Regions from separate parts of the Homo sapiens genome. Here region 2 is linked to region 1. A link is a contact called in ENCODE Hi-C or POLR2A ChIA-PET data. All regions are on one chromosome and are shown on one strand. The core of a region is the stretch at or near the end of the contact, and the rest is flanking DNA. Distances in the headings are between cores, read along the strand shown. Region 1 overlaps LOC101927995 (a long non-coding RNA gene). Region 2 overlaps TGFBR2 (transforming growth factor beta receptor 2).

What was found. A loop is a pair of places that touch in the nucleus more often than their neighbours do. ChIA-PET counts read pairs that join two places held with the same protein, here RNA polymerase II (POLR2A). Pooled maps may share reads with other maps.
Region 2: a map of heart right ventricle shows a loop between it and region 1 (2.6-fold over the local background). The contact joins two enhancer-like sites. A Hi-C loop is called at or near these places in 8 of 168 maps with a recorded cell type or tissue (B cell, CD4-positive, alpha-beta T cell, CD4-positive, alpha-beta memory T cell and 5 more), 3 of 37 single-sample maps with no recorded cell type and 22 of 50 pooled maps. POLR2A ChIA-PET finds 5 or more read pairs at or near these places in 1 of 52 experiments (CD4-positive, alpha-beta memory T cell).

Annotation. Positions count from the first base shown.
Region 1 is chr3:30,424,256-30,429,409 of GRCh38, forward strand. The region is part of intron 4 of LOC101927995 (a long non-coding RNA gene); the gene reads left to right. The region is part of intron 3 of LOC105377013 (a long non-coding RNA gene); the gene reads right to left. Among named protein-coding and RNA genes, the nearest start is that of LINC01985, 92 kb to the right of the region's middle. Within about 2 kb of position 2,241, at least 6 of the 41 ENCODE cell types and tissues checked have a DNase peak (open chromatin) inside an H3K27ac peak, as active enhancers do; they include heart right ventricle, where a contact is called at or near this core.
Region 2 is chr3:30,691,930-30,697,083 of GRCh38, forward strand. TGFBR2 (transforming growth factor beta receptor 2) reads left to right here. Exons shown (of 7, transcript NM_003242.6): 7 at 1-2,213. Among named protein-coding and RNA genes, the nearest start is that of TGFBR2, 88 kb to the left of the region's middle. Within about 2 kb of position 1,767, at least 6 of the 41 ENCODE cell types and tissues checked have a DNase peak (open chromatin) inside an H3K27ac peak, as active enhancers do; they include heart right ventricle, where a contact is called at or near this core.

The DNA.
Region 1 (5,154 bases), core at 991-3,490:
CCTTCCGCATACGATCAAGTTTGCTAAATGTTTCCTGTGTGCTTGAATGTGGATGTTACATTTGCTGGCTACAGTGGTGTGTACATGTCAGTTGGATCAATTAATAAGTCAACTTTTTTATTTTTACTTTTTATTTGTTTGCTCTAATAGTTACTTAGAGGGTTACATTGTTTGTCATCATGATTGTGAAATTTATTTCTCCTTTAAAATTTGTTAACTTTTCCTTTACATATTTTGAGGCTTTATTTTAGATTATACACATTTAGTATTAACATTTTTCTGGTAAATTGGTTCTTATTTATTCATTTTTTGCCAGCCTTATTTAGGCTATAATTTACATATCACACAATTCATCCTTTTAAAATGTAAACTAAAATGGATTTTAGTATATTTACATAATTGCAAAATGTTACTACAATCAATTTTAAAATATTTTAAACCCACTGACATTTGTGGTAACTCTTTGTTCTGCTACCCTAACCTCCAGCATAAGCAACTACTATTCTAATATTTTCTGCATAGATTCGGACATTTTATATAAATGGAATCATACAATATGTGATTTTTTTTTTTACCAGGTTTTTAAACTTAGTATATATTTCAAGATTCATTTATGTTGGGACATATAGTAGTATTTTCTTCCTTTTTTATTACCAAACAGCCATTCATCTTATGGATATTCATTTTTATATACATCCTTCAATTAGTAGACATTTTACTTAATTCTACTTTTATGCTATATGAATAATACTGCTATAAACATTTGTGTACAAGTTTTATGTGGGTATATGTTTTTGTCTGGGTATATTACTAGGAGTGAAATTGCTGGGTATTATAATAACTCCATGTTTAACACTCTAGGAAACTGCCAAACTGTTTGTGCTTATTTGCCATTTGTATATTCTTTGGATAAATGTCTAATCAGAGCCTTTGCTCATTTTTAATTGGGTTATTTCCCTTTTTATTATTGGTTTGTGTGGATTCTTTATAAATACAAGATACATATATATATTGGATATATATGATTTGCAAATAATTTCCCTTATTCTGTGGGTTGTCTTCTCAGATGCTTCATAATGTCCTTTAAAGTGCAAAGTGCTTTTAATTTTCATGAAGTTGAATTCATATGCATTTTTTGGTGTGTGCACTTGGTGTCATATCTAAGAAGGCTTTGCCATGAAGGTATATCATAAAGATATGTTCCTATGTTTTCTTCTATGAGATCTTTCGTTTAGCTCTTACATTTAGGTACATAATTTTAGTTTAGCTCTTACATTTAGGTCTATAATTTATTTGAAGTTAATTTTTGTGTACAGTATAAGGAAGGCATCCAATTTCATTCTTTACATATGGGTATCCAGTTATCCCAGTACTTATTGAAAAAACTTTTTCTTGCAATTAAATTATGTTGAAACTTTGTCAAAAAATTAGTTGACAGCAAATGTCAGGATTTACTTTTGTACTTTCCATTCTTTTACATTGATCTATATGTCTATCCAAATGCTAATACCACATTGTCTTGGTTTTTGTAGCTTTGAAGTAGGTTCTACAATCGGGAACTGTAAATCCTCCAATTTTGTTCTTTTTTTATAAAGCTTGTTTTGGCTATCCTGGTTCTCTTGCACTCTATATGAATTTTAGAATCAACTTATCAATTTCTGAAAAAAAAGTCAGCTATCTGTAATTTTGATAAGTATTGCATTAATTGTGTAGATAAATTTGTGGAGTATTAACACCTTAAAATAATAAATCTTCCAACCCATGAACATAGGTTGTAATATTTAAGTCTTCTCAAATTTCTTTCATCAATGTTTTGCAGTTTTCAGAGTACAAGTTTTGCACTTCTTTTGTTAATTTCATTTCTAAGTATTTATAGCTTTTGAAGCTGTCATAAATGGAATTATATCCTTAATTTCTTTTTCAGATTGTTAATTGCTAGTGTATAGAAATACAATTGGTTTTGCACATTTGTCTTACATCTTGAACATTACTGTGCTCATTTATTAATTCTAATTGTTTCCTTACAAGATCCTGTCTTCTAACAATAGGGTTCAATATTATTACCCAGTCACACCTGGGGTAGAGCTTCTGCCCTGTGAATGGGGGTGGATGGAAGAAGGGAGCCCCAGACTTTTCAGCTGCTCTTGCTTGGAATAGAGCTTCTGCAACACAGATCTGGGGGTGGTAATGAGAAATGCTGTCAGCCTGTCCTTTCTGAGAAGATACCACGGCCCTTGACTGGGAGCTGGGAGGAATGCAAGCTCTGTGTTCTTGGCTGCAACTCCTCTTGGCTGGAGTAGAGCTTCTGTCATGCTCAGCTGGAGAGCGGGGGAAGGGAGCACGTCTTTAGTTCAAATGCCACCTATTTTTACTGTTCTTAATAAGATTTAGAAGATTTTCTTAAATATATATGTCTCCATTTGCTGGATGCCCTTAGACATTTTCCAAAAATTATAGATTTGTGTCATTGTTTTTCCTTTGTTAAAACTTACTAATTTTCACCAGTTACAGTTGTTTCACTGGGCAAAGGATCCTCTGAGCTCCTCATGACATCATTCAAGATGTGACTCTTGTCACTTCTTTTATTACTATAAAATTCCCTCATTATTTCCTGAATCCTAGTTTATTAGATAATAATATAACTACATCAGCTTTTTAAAAATGAGTAGTATTTGCATAATGATCTCTACTCTTTATTTTCAGCCTGCCTCTTTTCTCATATTTAAGGTACATTCATTATAAACAGCATATAACTGGGTTTTGATTTTGAATCAGTTCACAGTCTTTGTTTTCAAATTGGAGTATTTTTTTCTAGTAGTTTCAACATATTTGGGCTCAAATCTACCATAATACTTTGTAATATTTTGTTTAATCTGCTTTCTGTTCTTTATGTCTTCTTTCTTGCCTTCCACCAAAATAATCAAATAAATTGTATTATTTAATTTCCCTCCTTCAATAATATGTTTAGTATAATTTTCTCTATCAACTTTCTGGTGGTATTAGAAATTACCATATGTATCTTTGACTTATCAGAGTCTATATAAATTAGTACTATTTTCCTTTTCTAGACAGTGCAAAACCTTGTATCACTTTAATTGTCATTTATTCTCCTCCAACCTTTTGTACTATTGTTTTCTTGTAATTTAATCCTACATTTATTTTAAACACCACAAGGCAGCATTATTACTGCTTAATATATAGTCAATAGACATTTTCCCAGTGCTTTGGGAGGCCACAGTGGGAGGGTTGCTTGAGGACAGGAGTTCAAGATTAGCCAGGGCAACATAGCCAGGCCCCATCTCTACAAAAAAAATATGAAATAAAAAAATTAGCCATGTGTACTGGTGGGCACCTATAGTCCCAGCTGCTCAGGAGGCTGAGGCAGGAGGATTGCTTGAGCTCACTAATTTGAGGATTGGTGAGCTATCACTGTGCCATTGCACTTGAGCCTGAGCAATAGAGCAAGAATTTGTCTCTTAAAAAAAAATAAACGTTTAAAATTTTCAAAATATTCACCCTTTTCAATGTCTGCCCTTCTATCTGGGGTTATGTTATTCTTCTTGACAGACTTTTCTGTTAAGTTTTTTGCTGTAAGCTAAGCCTGCTACTGAATCAGTCTTCTAGACTTTTTTTTTTTTTACCTAAAAATGTCTTTATTTTATCTTAATTTTTAAAGGGTATTTTCATTTTATATGGAATTCTAGGTTGATAGAGTTTTTGTTTTATCTCAAGACACCATTCTGTTATTTTATGCTTCCATCATTTTGGTTAGAAAGACAGATATCAAAGTTATTCTTGTTTCTTTTTAGGTAGCATGCCTTTGTTTTCTGTCTGCTTCTAAGAAACTATTTTTGCCTTTGTACTTAGCAGTTTTACAATAATGTGCCTATGTATGTCTTATTTTTCATTGATCATCTTGAAGTCACAGCAATTTTTAAATCTGTGTCTTGGTGGTGGTTTACATCATTGTTTTGCCAATATACCTTCAAATACTGCTTCTGTCCCATTTTATCCCTTCTCTTCTTCAGGAACTCAAATTAAACATGTTAGGCATTTTTAATCCTTGACCAAATTTCCTGTTTCAATTATCCATTCTATCCCAAAAGTTAGTGAATTAAAACAACAATCACTTCTTTTAAAACTCACAATTCTGTGAATTAGGAATTTTGTCAGACCACAATGGGGATGACTAAGCTGGGATGACTTGAATAGCTAAGGAGCAGTCAGTCATATTGGCTCTACTGGGGCAATATGTCTGAGGCCTTAGTTCTGGTTTTTGCTTGGATTCTTTAGATGTCCTTCCTCTGCCCTTTCAGATGTCCATCTTGAACTTTCTTAAGTCATGAGAGTCTAAGACCAACAAAAGGAAAAATTTAATGCAATCAAGCATCAACATCAAACTACTCCAAACTAAAGGAGGAAGTTCGAACCCATGGCAAAGAAGTTAAAAACCTTGAAAAAAAATTAGACAAATGGCTAACAAGAATAACCAATGCAGAGAAGTCCTTAAAGGACCTGATGGAGCTGAAAACCAAGGCATGAGAACTACGTGACGAATGCATAAGTCTCAGTAGCCAATTTGATCAACTGGAAGAAAGGGTATCAGTGATGGAAGATCAAATGAATGAAATGAAGTGAGAAGAGAAGTTTAGAGAAAAAAGAATAAAAAGAAATGAACAAAGCCTCCAAGAAATATGGGACTATGTGAAAAGACCAAATCTATATCTGATCGGTGTACCTGAAAGTGACAGGGAGAATGGAACCAAGTTGGAAAACACTCTGCAGGATATTATCTAGGAGAACTTCCCCAATCTAGCAAGGCAGGCCAACATTCAAATTCAGGAAATACAGAGAATGCCACAAAGATACTCCTTGAGAAGAGCAACTCCAAGACACATATGTGTCAGATTCACCAAAGTTGAAATGAAGGAACAAATGTTAAGGGCAACCAGAGAGAAAGGTCGGGTTACCCACAAAGGGAAGCGCATCAGACTAACAGCGGAAGTCTCGGCAGAAACTCTACAAGCCAGAAGAGAGTGGGGGCCAATATTTGACATTCTTACGGAAAAGAATTTTCAACCCAGAATTTCATATCCAGCCAAACTAAGCTTCATAAGTGAAGGAGAAATAAAATCCTTTACAGACAAGAAAATG
Region 2 (5,154 bases), core at 517-3,016, 270 kb after region 1:
TATATATGTCTATAGCTCTATATATATAGCCATACCTTGAAAAGAGACAAGGAAAAACATCAAATATTCCCAGGAAATTGGTTTTATTGGAGAACTCCAGAACCAAGCAGAGAAGGAAGGGACCCATGACAGCATTAGCATTTGACAATCACACATGCAGTGGTTCTCTGACTGTAAAACAGTGAACTTTGCATGAGGAAAGAGGCTCCATGTCTCACAGCCAGCTATGACCACATTGCACTTGCTTTTGCAAAATAATCATTCCCTGCCTAGCACTTCTCTTCTGGCCATGGAACTAAGTACAGTGGCACTGTTTGAGGACCAGTGTTCCCGGGGTTCCTGTGTGCCCTTATTTCTCCTGGACTTTTCATTTAAGCTCCAAGCCCCAAATCTGGGGGGCTAGTTTAGAAACTCTCCCTCAACCTAGTTTAGAAACTCTACCCCATCTTTAATACCTTGAATGTTTTGAACCCCACTTTTTACCTTCATGGGTTGCAGAAAAATCAGAACAGATGTCCCCATCCATGCGATTGCCCCACCATCTACTAATGAAAAATTGTTCTTTTTTTCATCTTTCCCCTGCACTTATGTTACTATTCTCTGCTCCCAGCCTTCATCCTTTTCTAAAAAGGAGCAAATTCTCACTCTAGGCTTTATCGTGTTTACTTTTTCATTACACTTGACTTGATTTTCTAGTTTTCTATACAAACACCAATGGGTTCCATCTTTCTGGGCTCCTGATTGCTCAAGCACAGTTTGGCCTGATGAAGAGGATTTCAACTACACAATACTATCATTGTCAGGACTATGACCTCAGGCACTCTAAACATATGTTTTGTTTGGTCAGCACAGCGTTTCAAAAAGTGAAGCCACTTTATAAATATTTGGAGATTTTGCAGGAAAATCTGGATCCCCAGGTAAGGATAGCAGATGGTTTTCAGTTATCTCCAGTCCACGTTCACAAAATGTGAAGGTGTGGAGACACTTACAAAGCTGCCTCACTTCTCACTGTAAACATTAGCTCTTTCCACTGCCTACCTGGACCCCAGTCTAGGAATTAAATCTGCACCTAACCAAGGTCCCTTGTAAGAAATGTCCATTCAAGCAGTCATTCTCTGGGTATATAATATGATTTTGACTACCTTATCTGGTGTTAAGATTTGAAGTTGGCCTTTTATTGGACTAAAGGGGAACTCCTTTAAGGGTCTCAGTTAGCCCAAGTTTCTTTTGCTTATATGTTAATAGTTTTACCCTCTGCATTGGAGAGAGGAGTGCTTTACTCCAAGAAGCTTTCCTCATGGTTACCGTTCTCTCCATCATGCCAGCCTTCTCAACCTTTGCAGAAATTACTAGAGAGGATTTGAATGTGGGACACAAAGGTCCCATTTGCAGTTAGAAAATTTGTGTCCACAAGGACAAGAACAAAGTATGAGCTTTAAAACTCCATAGGAAACTTGTTAATCAACAAAGAAGTGTTAATGCTGCAAGTAATCTCTTTTTTAAAACTTTTTGAAGCTACTTATTTTCAGCCAAATAGGAATATTAGAGAGGGACTGGTAGTGAGAATATCAGCTCTGTTTGGATGGTGGAAGGTCTCATTTTATTGAGATTTTTAAGATACATGCAAAGGTTTGGAAATAGAACCTCTAGGCACCCTCCTCAGTGTGGGTGGGCTGAGAGTTAAAGACAGTGTGGCTGCAGTAGCATAGAGGCGCCTAGAAATTCCACTTGCACCGTAGGGCATGCTGATACCATCCCAATAGCTGTTGCCCATTGACCTCTAGTGGTGAGTTTCTAGAATACTGGTCCATTCATGAGATATTCAAGATTCAAGAGTATTCTCACTTCTGGGTTATCAGCATAAACTGGAATGTAGTGTCAGAGGATACTGTGGCTTGTTTTGTTTATGTTTTTTTTTCTTATTCAAGAAAAAAGACCAAGGAATAACATTCTGTAGTTCCTAAAAATACTGACTTTTTTCACTACTATACATAAAGGGAAAGTTTTATTCTTTTATGGAACACTTCAGCTGTACTCATGTATTAAAATAGGAATGTGAATGCTATATACTCTTTTTATATCAAAAGTCTCAAGCACTTATTTTTATTCTATGCATTGTTTGTCTTTTACATAAATAAAATGTTTATTAGATTGAATAAAGCAAAATACTCAGGTGAGCATCCTGCCTCCTGTTCCCATTCCTAGTAGCTAAATCCATTTGCCTCATTTGGTTATTTTGCAATTTATGCAGAAAACGTCACCAAGTAAATAATCTCCAACTTTTTCATACTGTCTTTCTCAACTGACAGTCTCACAGTCCTTAAAAAAAAAAAAAAAAAAAAAAAAAAGTCACAGAAGCTCAGTAATATGAGATGAAGCAGATGCTGCTCATGGCCTGCCTGCCATGCTGGCGTCCTGGCATGATGTCCCTCTGAATGCCCAGAAGACCTCTTCCCACAGTCTCAGGAGCTGCCTCTATCCACATGGCTGTTTCTTGCAGGGATTTTCACAGCCAGTGTTTCTACCGCTTCTTCTATTTTCTCTATTCCTCATACTAGCAAGCTGTTGGCTCTCTTCTTGACTCTTGTCATATTCCATGCTTCCCTTTTCTACCCAGATACCACATCCATTTGGTGCTTTTAATTGATTTACATGAATGGTGAGATGAATATGCCTTAGGAAATTGTCTCCTGGTCATTTCTTGTGACAAAGTGCACGAGATTTTCTGCCTGAACTTCATGCTACCTGTTTTGGAATCTGAGAGATTCTGTAGCTTCTTCTTAGTTATCGACTGGGTTCTAAATAGTTAATGTCATAGTGCCTGCACCAGGGTATTTCAACCTTAGCACTGCTGACTTATTTTTGCATTGGATAATTGTGTGTTGGGAGGGAGGGAAGCCGTCCTGTGCACTGTGGGATGTTTAGCAGTATCCCTCGCCTCCACCCACTAGATGCCAGTAGCACCCACCCCACAGCTGTGACAACCAAAAATTTCTCCAGACATTGCCAAATGTCCCCTGAAAGACAAAGTTCCTCTCAGTGGAGAATCACTGAGCTAGATGATGTGGTCCTACTGTGGGCCTTAGTTATAGTCTTGTCTTTATTAGTAGCAATTTTAGTGGTTACTAACTGTAGAGGTTACCTGCTCCTCTATTTGCCAGCTTTGTGATCTGGGCAAATTACTTAACCTCTCCATGCCTCAGTTTCATCATGTGTAAAATGAGATTTTACAAGCCTCATCCTATACAAGATAAAATTGTGGTAAGAAGACACATTAGGCTTTTGAAGATGGGTCTTGAACTTTTTGGAAAGCCTTCACTACATGCTGGCCAGTGTTAAGTTGGTTTAGTATGCCAAGGACTGCTTAGGCAAAGAAGCAGATTTTTAGGTACAAACCTAGAGAGCATTTACAACAGAGGAAAATGGGTACAGTCCCCAGGTCTGCAGGACAGGAAACGTGGGTCCTGTGTGAACACATAATCGGGGGAGAGCGCTCATTCACTGAGTACTCGCTATGCCATCGGATTGAATCCTCCACTAGCTCGGTGAGGTACATACTATGCCCATTTAACAGATGAGGAAACAGATGGTCAGAGAGCTCAGATAAGAAGCCCAGGGTCTCACCATGTAGAATCTGGATGCAGGGCCAAGTTGTCTTGGAACTGGAATTTGGAACACCTGACATGCTTGGTTCTTTATTTCCTGCTGTTTCCTGAGGGAACTGACCTGCCCAAGCAGGACCAAAAGGCTACCCCATGAAGAAAAGCTCTGCTACTGGATCATTGTTCTCATCTCTCTCTGGGTCTCTGCTCAGTGGAGGCAGAAAAGGTGCTTTTCCATTTCTATTGCCTGACTTCCTCTCCATTCACATGGTAAGTGTTGTCTACATGCTTGCTGAGAGAACAACTGGAAGATGAGTGAATGTGTGTAGACTGTGTTTCCTAATGTGTGAAATGTGTACTGGTATCTGAGATGATTTAAGATTGTGCCACCTTTATAAAAATAGATCCACCTTTATTTTAGTGGATCATTAACATACATTAGAAAAAAATCATTAACACAGCCTGGGCTTTCACAAATAATATTGCTTGAAATATGGCTGAGTTTAAAAACTTGAATTGATTATTAAAATACATTAAGTAGACGACACTCATGCATGACAACTACAGGAGGTGTTAATAGGAATAATTGAAGTTAGGGAGCTCTACCCAAGGAGGCAAATTCATATTAATTCCTAACATTTATTGAGTACTTGGTAAGTGCCAAACACTATTCTCTGTTTTACCTTATCTGCTTAAATCCTCTCAACAACCCTGCGAAGTATCTTACCTCCATCTTATAGAGGAGGAAACTGAGGCAGAGAGCAAGGTCTAGCTAAGGGTCGCAATCATTAGCATGAGAATTTGAACTGAAGCAGTTGGACTCCAGGGATCAAACCCCCACCTTGAACACAAGATAAAGCTGGAGTTAGGGGGTAACAACGTGGAGCCTCTGGAGAGCTCAAGGGTTTTTGATTCAACAGTCCAAAATGAGGAGGCAGATGCAGTTAGCACTGGAGAGGAGGGAGTTACCCATGAGGGAACCCAGGGAGGAAAAGTTATTCCTCAAATGCACATGGGCTCCGGGCTGCAGCCCAAGAGCTTCAGCCAAAACAGGAGCCAAGGTCTTCTAACCCCTCTCCCTTCTTCCACGCTTTGTTTTGCTGGGGTTATTTTAGTTCTTGCTACTGCAAGGTCAGGAACATTCCCAACTGGCAATTGGTCTCCAAGTGCCCTCAGCATGGACTCAGTCCCTTGCACCAGTCAGCATCCTTTGAATGCAGTCTATATTTGTGCCCAGGAGTTTCTATTTGTGGTGGCTGTTTTTGTTTTAAGCTCTCTATGCAAATGACACACTAATGGTCTGGTCCTAAGGGAAATTCTGTCTTCAGGTGACAGAGAACTTTTCATTTAAACAAGTGTATCTATCCTTTTTCACTAAAGCCACTACAGTCGGCATCTGCTCATTTTGTTCATTTTCCTCCTGAAATAGGTTAGCTAATCATTGCTTATCACATTTCCAACTAGTTTCTTTTTTTTTACTTGAATAACTATAGCTCCACCCTCTATGGGTTTGGGGCCATGCCTTTCAGGCCTACTTTGCAAACTGTGCTGA